2 separate regions of the Homo sapiens genome follow, and region 2 is linked to region 1. A link is an interaction called in ENCODE POLR2A ChIA-PET data of the cell type or tissue named here. Cell type or tissue: Panc1. All regions are shown on one strand. Each heading gives the region's core, and the rest is flanking DNA. Links, peaks and the distances in the headings are about the cores only. Region 1 overlaps GP6 (glycoprotein VI platelet). Region 2 overlaps FCAR (Fc alpha receptor).

Region 1 (4,387 bases), core at 76-4,075:
AAAAAAAAAAAAAAAAAAAAAAAAAAATATATATATATATATATATATATATATATATATATATATATATATATATATATATATATGCCATTGCACTCCAGCCTGGGTGACAGAGCGAGACTCCGTCTCAAAACAAAACAAAACAAAACAAAACAAATGAAACAACAAAAAAAGAATACAGACAGACACATAATAGTTGCTTAAGTGAAAATTAAGAGAAAATATTGCTGAGTGAATGTTACAGTTATCAGGCAGCTTATATATTTCCTTCCTTCCTTCCTCCCTCCCTCCCTTCCTTCCTCTTTCTTTCTTTTTCTTCTTGTTGAGTGAATGCCATAATTATTAGGCAGCTTATATTTTTATCTTCCTTACTTCCTTTCTTTTGCTTTCTCTCTCTGTCTTTTTTTGAGACAAGGTCTCACTCTGTCACCCAGGCTAGTGTACAGTGATCATAGCTCACTGCAGCCTCGCCTTCCTGGGCTCAAGCGATCCTCCCACCTTGGCCTCCCAAAGTGCTGGGATGACCGGTGTGAGCCGCCGCACCCAGCCTCAACCTTTGTTTTTCTGACTCCTGTGTGCAGGCATGCATCACCACACCGGTCTATGACAACAACCTCACATCAGAGTAGTGTAGGTTCGTGTTTAGGAGCGGAGACCCTGGAATCAAACTCTGTGAGTGCAGATTTCAACTCTGCCACTTATGATCTTGGACAAGTTTTTTATTTATTTTTAAATTAAAATATGTCCAGCTTTGTTGAGGTATAATTGAAAAACAAAAATGGAATATATCCAAGGTGTACAAGTTGATGTTTTGATATACGAATCCACTGTGAGACAGTTACTACTAGCAAGCTAATTAACATACATCACCTGACACAGTTAACTTTTTTGTGTGTGAGAATACTTATAATCTACCCTCTTAGCAAATTTCAGCTGTACACTGCAGTATTGTTACCTAGAGTTGGACAAATTATTTAATGCCATGTGCCTTAGTTTCATTTATAAAATAGGGACATTAAGAGTGAGGACTCCATAGGTCTCTGAGGATTCACTGAACTGATATACATCATAAGTTTGGAAGGCACCCGGAAGCTAGCACTGTCAGCCACATTTACAACGTAACAATTGTATGTGGCAATACAAGCTTACAGCACAGTATAAGCTTAAGCTATTTACTTACTCCAGCGCTTGCTAGGCAACAGGCACTCTGCAAATTACTGTGTACTGTCTCATTCAGTCATCCCCATTTTAACAGAACAAGGCAGTGAGGCTCAGATACAGAGGGAGATTTGTCTCCAGGGCCACCAGGCCCCTGAAGGCAGAACTAGGATTTGCACCCAAGCACTAGGACGTGAGCACAGCCTCCTTCCTCAACCACTGGGTGACTCGACCTCTCTGTGAGCTTGGGTGGGGGAGTGCGCTCTCTGGGAGGGATACAGCCAAAAAGCTCCCCAGCTCTTAGGCAGGTGTGGGGACCTCCCCAGTCTCAGCTGAGATGCTGGCTCCTGCCTTCAACATCAGACTTTCTTTTTCTCCCAGGAGTTTTTGCCAAACCCTCGCTCTCAGCCCAGCCCGGCCCGGCGGTGTCGTCAGGAGGGGACGTAACCCTACAGTGTCAGACTCGGTATGGCTTTGACCAATTTGCTCTGTACAAGGAAGGGGACCCTGCGCCCTACAAGAATCCCGAGAGATGGTACAGGGCTAGTTTTCCCATCATCACGGTGACCGCCGCCCACAGCGGAACCTACCGATGCTACAGCTTCTCCAGCAGGGACCCATACCTGTGGTCAGCCCCCAGCGACCCCCTGGAGCTTGTGGTCACAGGTAGGGGTAGTGCAGACCAAACCTTTCTTCCTCAGCCTTTATAGGTCCTGATGGCCATTCCAAGGGAGGGGCCATAAGTGGGAAGGAAGTGGGAGGGCAGGAAGCCCTGGGCTGCAGGGGCGGGGCCGTAGGTGGGAAGGAAGTGGGAGGGCAGGAAGCCCTGGGCTGCAGGGGCGGGGCCGTAGGTGGGAAGGAAGTGGGAGGGCAGGAAGCCCTGGGCTGTAGGGGCGCGGCCATAGGTGGGAAAGAAGTGGGAGGGCAGGAAGCCCTGGGCTGCAGGGGCGGCGCCAGAGGTGGGAAGGAAGTGGGAGGGCAGGAAGCCCTGGGCTGCAGGGGCGGGGCCGTAGGTGGGAAGGAAGTGGGAGGGCAGGAAGCCCTGGGCTGCAGGGGCGGGGCCGTAGGTGGGAAGGAAGTGGGAGGGCAGGAAGCCCTGGGCTGCAGGGGCGGGGCCGTAGGTGGGAAGGAAGTGGGAGGGCAGGAAGCCCTGGGCTGCAGGGGCGGGGCCGTAGGTGGGAAGGAAGTGGGAGGGCAGGAAGCCCTGGGCTGCAGGGGCGGGGCCGTAGGTGGGAAGGAAGTGGGAGGGCAGGAAGCCCTGGGCTGCAGGGGCGGGGCCAGAGGTGGGAAGGAAGTGGGAGGGCAGGAAGCCCTGGGCTACAGGCAGCTGGGAGAATGGAGGTTTCTTTTTTTTTTTTTTGACGAAGTCTCACTCTGTCACCCAGGCTGGAGTGCAGTGGCGCGATCTCAGCTCACTGCAACCTCCGCCTTCCGGGTTCAAGCGATTCTGCTGCCTCAGCCTCTCGAGTAGCTGGAATTACAGGTGCCTGCCACCATGCCCGGCCAATTTTTGTATTTTTAGTAGAGACGGGGTTTCACTATGTTGGTCAGGCTGGTCTTGAACTGACCTCATGATCTGCCCGCCTCGGCCTCCCAAAGTGCTGGGATTACAGGCGTGAGCCACCGCGTCGGACTTGACTACCATTCTTAAAGGGGGTTTCTTTCAAAAAAGAGCAGCATACCTCATAATGTGGTTATATACATGCAATGGAATATTATGCAGCCTTAAAAAAGAAGGAAATTCTGACACATACTACAACATGGATATACCTTGAGGACATTATGCTAAGTCAGTCACAAAAGGACAACTACTGTATGATTCTAGTCAAAGGAGGTATCTAATGTCAACACTGTAGAAACACAAAGTACAATGGTGGTTGTTAAGGGCCAGAAAGAGGAGAGAGAAGGAATTAGTGTTTAATGGGCACAGAATTTCAGTTTTGCAAGAAAAATAAGTTCTAGAGGTCAACATATTGTACCACAATGTGAACATACCCAACGCCACTGATCAGTACATTTAACAATGTCATATTAAATCAAACAAAATACATCATTTAGTTTTTGGTAGAAAAATCTGTTTTGCCCCCAGGGTCACAGTGAGGGGTAGGACACAGGAATCCAGAAGAAATAGAACTGAGGTTGAAAAAGGTGGACGGGAGCTGCATGCATTTCCTTGTTAATAGCCCAGAATGTGCCAGGTGTGCTTTACAAATGCTGCTGCTTTTTTTTTTTTTTTTTTTTTTGGGGGGAGTCTCACTTTGTCACCCAGGCTGGAGTGCAGTGGAGTGATCTCAGTTCACTGCAACCTCCACCTCCTGGGTTTAAGCGATTCTCCTGCCTCAGCCTCCTGAGTAGATGGGATTACAGGCACCTGCCATCATGCCCAGCTAATTTTTGTATTTTTCGTAGAGACAGGGTTTCACCATGTTGGCCAGGCTGGTCTTGAACTCTTGACCTCAGGTGATCTGCCTGCCTCGGCCTCTCAAAGTGCTGGGATTACAGGTGTGAGCCACCACGCCTGGCTAAGCCTTTTTTTTTCAGATGGAGTCTTACTGCGTCACCCAGGCTGGAGTGCAGTGGTGCGATCTCAGATCACTGCAACCTCTGCCTCCTAGGTTCAAGTGATTCTCCTGCCTCAGCCTCCCGAGCAGCTGGGATTACAGGTGCACACCACCACGCCTGGCTAATTTTTGTATTTTTAGTGGAGACGGGGTTTCACCATACTGGCCAGGCTGGGCTTGAACTCCTGACCTCAAGTGATCTGCCCTCCTCAGCCTCCCAAAGTGCTGGGATTACAGGCATGAGGCACTGCACCCAGCTCAAATGCTTATTAACATCCACAACAGTCCAGTGATGTAAGCTACTTTAGGCTCATTTTTCCGGTGAGGAAACTCAGTCACGGAGATGTTTCGTTATTTGTTCAGGACCCACAGCGACAGAGCACAGATTTATCTCATTTTCTGATTTCCCAGGAACCTCTGTGACCCCCAGCCGGTTACCAACAGAACCACCTTCCCCGGTAGCAGGTAGGTTCTGCAGGGTCCATTCTGGTGCACAGCGTATGAGGTACACGGACCCCTTCTCTCTCTCCTCTCTGCCTAGACTTCTCGATTTAATTCAGTTGGTTCTTTCACAGATTTGCTTTGTTTTAAAAATCCTTTATTTCTGCCTGTAAACAGGGTGGGTGTCCTAAGTAGTTAGATGTTAAGATGCTGCCCCCAATCCTACT
Region 2 (4,387 bases), core at 164-4,163, 130 kb after region 1:
CCCATTCTCTCTCCATACCACCCCCCAAAATTTTCGCCATCCCAACACTTTACCACTATTTCGTTTTATTTTTCTTATTAATATAAGAAGACAGGAATGTCAGGCCTCTGAGCCCAAGCTAAGCCATCATATCCCCTGTGACCTGCACGTACACATCCAGATGGCCGGTTCCTGCCTTAACTGATGACATTCCACCACGAAAGAAATGAAAATGGCCTGTTCCTGCCTTAACTGATGACATTATCTTGTGAAATTCCTTCTTCTGGTTCATCCTGACTCAAAAGCTCCCCTACTGAGCACCTTGTGACCCCCCACTCCTGCCCACCAAAGAACAACCCCCCTTTGACTGTAATTTTCCTTTACCTACCCAAATCCTATAAAACGGCCCCACCCCTATCCCCCTTCGCTGACTCTCTTGTCGGACTCAGCCTGCCTGCACCCAGGTGAAATAAACAGCCTTGTTGCTCACACAGAGCCTGTTTGGTGGTCTCTTCACACGGACGCGCATGAAACAGACCAGCCTAGCCAACATGGTGAAACCCCGTCTCCACGAAAATACAAGAAATTAGCCGGGCGTGGCGGTGCGCACCTGTAGTTCCAGCTACTCGGGAGGCTGAGGCAGGGGAATCACTTGAACCTGGGAGGCGGAGATTGCAGTGAGCCCAGATCACACCAGCGTAGCGACAGAGTGAAACTCTGTCTCAAAAAAAAAAAAAAAAAAAAAAGAAAAAGAAGTTTTCTAAGGCCAGGCGCAGTGGCTCATGCCTGTAATCCAAGCACTTTTGGGAGGCTGAGGCGGGCAGATCACCTGAGGCCGGGAGTTCGAGACCGGCCTGACCAACATGGTGAAACCCTGTCTCTACTAAAAATACAAAAATGAGCTGGGCATGGCGGCGGGTGCCTGTAATCCCAGCTTCTTGGGTGCGGGGGGGATCTGTTCTGCAGATCCCAGCTGTACGACAGATGAGACACGTCCTCAGACACCAATATTCAGTGAAAGAGCAGGCCAGGGGGCTGCCGGCACTAGGAGCCAAAGAGAGTGCAGCCCCTCTAAGCTGGCAACGCTTGCATTTATTTAGCACAGATTTAATTAACAAAGGCTTTGAGTCAACACACCTGTGGGTAATTAACCTGGTCACCGCCCCCCGCCACCTCCCTGGAGAGGGCCATCTTGCCCGAGAATGATCAAAGGTTGATTTTAGGACCATATGACTAAGCAAGCTATTTAGATAAAATACTCCGCATTCCTTTGTATCTGCGCCCTAAGCTGTTTGGCTCCTGAAAAGAGAATCTGGCTGCTTTCAGCCAAACTATCTGAAGCTATGCCAACCTCCCTGGCCTTCCAAGAAGGTTTGCTGCTTCCTATTCCTATAATTTCTTCTGCTACTCTGACTGATCTCCCACACTTGGGAGGTTGAGGCAGGAGAATCCCTTGAACCAGGGAGGCAGAGGTTGCAGTGAGCCGAGATCACACTACTGCACTCCAACTTGGGTGACAAGAGCGAGACTCCATCTCAGAAAAAAAAGTTAAAAAAAAATTGTAGGCCAGGCGTGGTGGCTCACGCCTGTGATCCCAGCACTTTGGGAGGCCAAGGCGGGTGGATCACCTGAGGTCCAGAGTTCGAGACCAGCCTGACCAACATGGAGAAACCCCGTCTCTTCTAAAAATATAAAATTAGCCAGGCGTGGTGGCGCATGCCTGTAATCCCAGCTGCTCTGGAGGCTGAGGCAGGAGAATGGCTTGAGCCCAGGAGGCGGAGGTTGCGGTGAGCCGAGACCGCACCATTGCACTCCAGCCTGGGCAACAAGAGTGAGACTCTGTCTCAGAAAAAAAAAAAAAAAAATTGTAGTAAAAACATAACATACAATTTACCATCTTAGCCATTGTAAGTGTACAGTATAGCAGTGTTAAATGTATTCACGGTGTTTTGAAACAGATCTCCAGAATATTTTCATCTTGTAAAACTGAAACTCTATGCCTAAAAGAGGAATCGTTCAACACATAGAAGTTTTATTTCAACCATTTTTGTTGTTGTTGTTGAGATGGAGTCTTGCTCTGTCACCAAGGCTGGAGTGCGGTGGTACGATCTTGGCTCACTGCAACCTCCGCCTCCTGGGTTCAAGCCATTCTCCTGCCTCAGCCTCCTCAGTAGCTGGTAATGCAGGTGCGTGCCACCACACCTGGCTAATTTTTGTATTTTTAGTAGAGACGGGGTTTTGCCATGTTGGCCAGGCTGGTCTCGAACTCCTGGCCTCGTGATCTGCCTGCCTTAGCCTCCCAAAGTGCTGGGATTTCAGGTGTGAGCCACTGCGCTCAGCCTGGGAAATGTATACTTCAGAGATTGTTGGATTTTCAGGGCCTTCTGTGGCTTGACGTCATCTGGAAAAGTGTGGTCATTGGGAAGATATTACTTTGATTGGTTGTCACTCATGCTTGGGTGTTTACTGAAATGAGTCTGATTGGATGACTTTTAGAAGCAAGGAGCTGCCTGACTGATGGTAACATAACAATATAAAACGTATGGAGTGGCCGGGCTTTGTGGCTCACTCCTGTAATCCCAGCACTTTGAGAGGCTGAGGCAGGCAGATCACCCTGAGGTCAGAAGTTTGTGACCAGCTTGGCCAACATGGCGAAACCCGTCTGTACTAAAAATACAAAAATTATCTGCGTGTGGTGGCAGGTGCCTATAATCCCAGCTACTGGGGAGGCTGAGGCAGGAGAATTGCTGAACCCGGGAAAGAGAGGTTGCAGGGAGCCGAGGTCACGTCACTGCTCCCCAGCCTGGGTGACAGAGCAAGACCCCGTCTCAAAAAAAAAAAAAAAAAAAAAGAGCATCTTCACAGAGATGAGTTGTCATTGATGATGGGTTAAAAATCAGTTTTGGTGGCTACTTGTTACTGTGGTTACAGGACAATAAAATACTTTTCTGAAGAGCTCAGGAACTTTATTATTCTGAAAACGCTTTTTCCAAACAAGGTCCTTCTGTCAGCAAAACGACTTATATGAGTTTAATCTTATCCATCTCTGGGAATCTAGCCCCATTGTGTCTCTGTAATCCAAGTCCTGGACCTGACGTAAAGTCCCTCAACCCCCTTCATCCAAAATTGTGGCACTTTCCCTTTATTTATTTATTTATTATTTATTTGTTTGTTTACTTTTGAGACGGAGTCTCGCTCTGTGGCCCAGGCTGGAGTGTAGTGGCGTGATCTCAGCTCATTGCAAGCCCCGCCTCCCAGGTTCACGCCATTCTCCTGCCTCAGCCCCTGGAGTAGCTGGGACTACAGGCACCTGCCACCACACCTGGTGAAAAAAATCAGAACAAACTGAAGATATGGGCCAGAACTTGTATAAAGTGTGAAAAGCAGTCAATAAAGAAAGTTAGAAATACTTTGCATTTTTTTTTTAATCACAGGACCTGAGTTAAGCCAAGAATACAGTAGAAATTTTATCAAGTAGAGATAAGCTCTCAGTAAAGGATAAAAGTGGGCCTAAGTCCCTTCAGTTTCACTGGAAGTAGGACCCTTACATTTTATAATTATATTTTCATACATAAGCTACTGGACAATGAAGTAAATAGCAATCAGTGAAAGAGCCACATATGACCAACTTAGATTTCCTTGAGTAAAGTCTGTCAAGGGTAAAGCTGTGAAAGTTTATAAGAAAAAAGAATGGGGAATTATTTGGAAGACCATTTGAGTTTTGTACACAAGAATTTAATGTTTGCACACTTGATAATATATGTGAATATCATCAAAACTAAGTGAAAAAATAAATTAATGAGGTGAAACACATGCCTGTATTCCTTGTATGAAAATCCGGTAGAAATAGGGTTTGTGAAATAAATAGGGTAATCCTCCTGTAGGATTATGACTTTCACTCTTATCAATTTGTAGATGAACACAGCAGGAGGCTGAGGTAGGAGGATTGCTTGAGACCAGGAGTTCAAGACCAGCTTAGGCAACATAGGGAGAGCCTCACTTCAACAAAAAAAAATAAAGGAGGGGGGTTATTGAATATATTTGGCATGCTTACCAACCATTTATATTTGGGGAAGACACATTTAAAAATATAAAAAGAAGGCTGGGCGCAGTGGCTCACATCTGTAATCCCAGCACTTTGGGAGGCCGAGGCGGGCAGATCACGAGGTCAGAAGTTTGAGACCAGCTTGGCCAATGTGATGAAACCCCGTCTCTACTAAAAATACTGTAAAAGTAGCTGGGCGTGATGGTGGGAGCCTGCAATCCCAGCTACTTGGGAGGCCGAGGCAGGAGAATCACTTGAACCCAGGAGGCAGAGGTTGCAGTGAGCCGAGATCGTGCCACTGCACTCCAGCCTGGGCAACAGAGTGAGACTCTGTCTCAAATAAAAATAAAAATAAAAATAAAT

What was found. ChIA-PET counts read pairs that join two places held together with the same protein. Peaks named below come from ENCODE experiments on the same cell type or tissue, not always from the same donor. Only the 100,000 strongest peaks of a DNase experiment are listed, where the experiment ranks them.
Region 2: POLR2A ChIA-PET joins it to region 1 with 5 read pairs; 4 of 35 experiments call an interaction of 5 or more read pairs at or near these places.

What each region holds. Positions count from the first base shown.
Region 1 is chr19:55,025,015-55,029,401 of GRCh38, reverse strand. GP6 (glycoprotein VI platelet) reads left to right here. Exons shown (of 8, transcript NM_016363.5): 4 at 1,540-1,824; 5 at 4,131-4,184. The region is part of intron 2 of GP6-AS1 (GP6 antisense RNA 1); the gene reads right to left. Among named protein-coding and RNA genes, the nearest start is that of GP6, 11 kb to the left of the region's middle. RefSeq lists an enhancer at 1,081-1,785. In Panc1, for the core only: no CTCF peak of the experiment used is centred there; no DNase peak of the experiment used is centred there; H3K4me3 peaks cover 1,711 bases; H3K27ac peaks cover 1,528 bases.
Region 2 is chr19:54,890,420-54,894,806 of GRCh38, reverse strand. FCAR (Fc alpha receptor) reads right to left here. Exons shown (of 5, transcript NM_002000.4): 5 at 3,387-4,387. Among named protein-coding and RNA genes, the nearest start is that of NCR1, 14 kb to the left of the region's middle. RefSeq lists enhancers at 665-1,417, 1,418-2,168. In Panc1, for the core only: no CTCF peak of the experiment used is centred there; no DNase peak of the experiment used is centred there.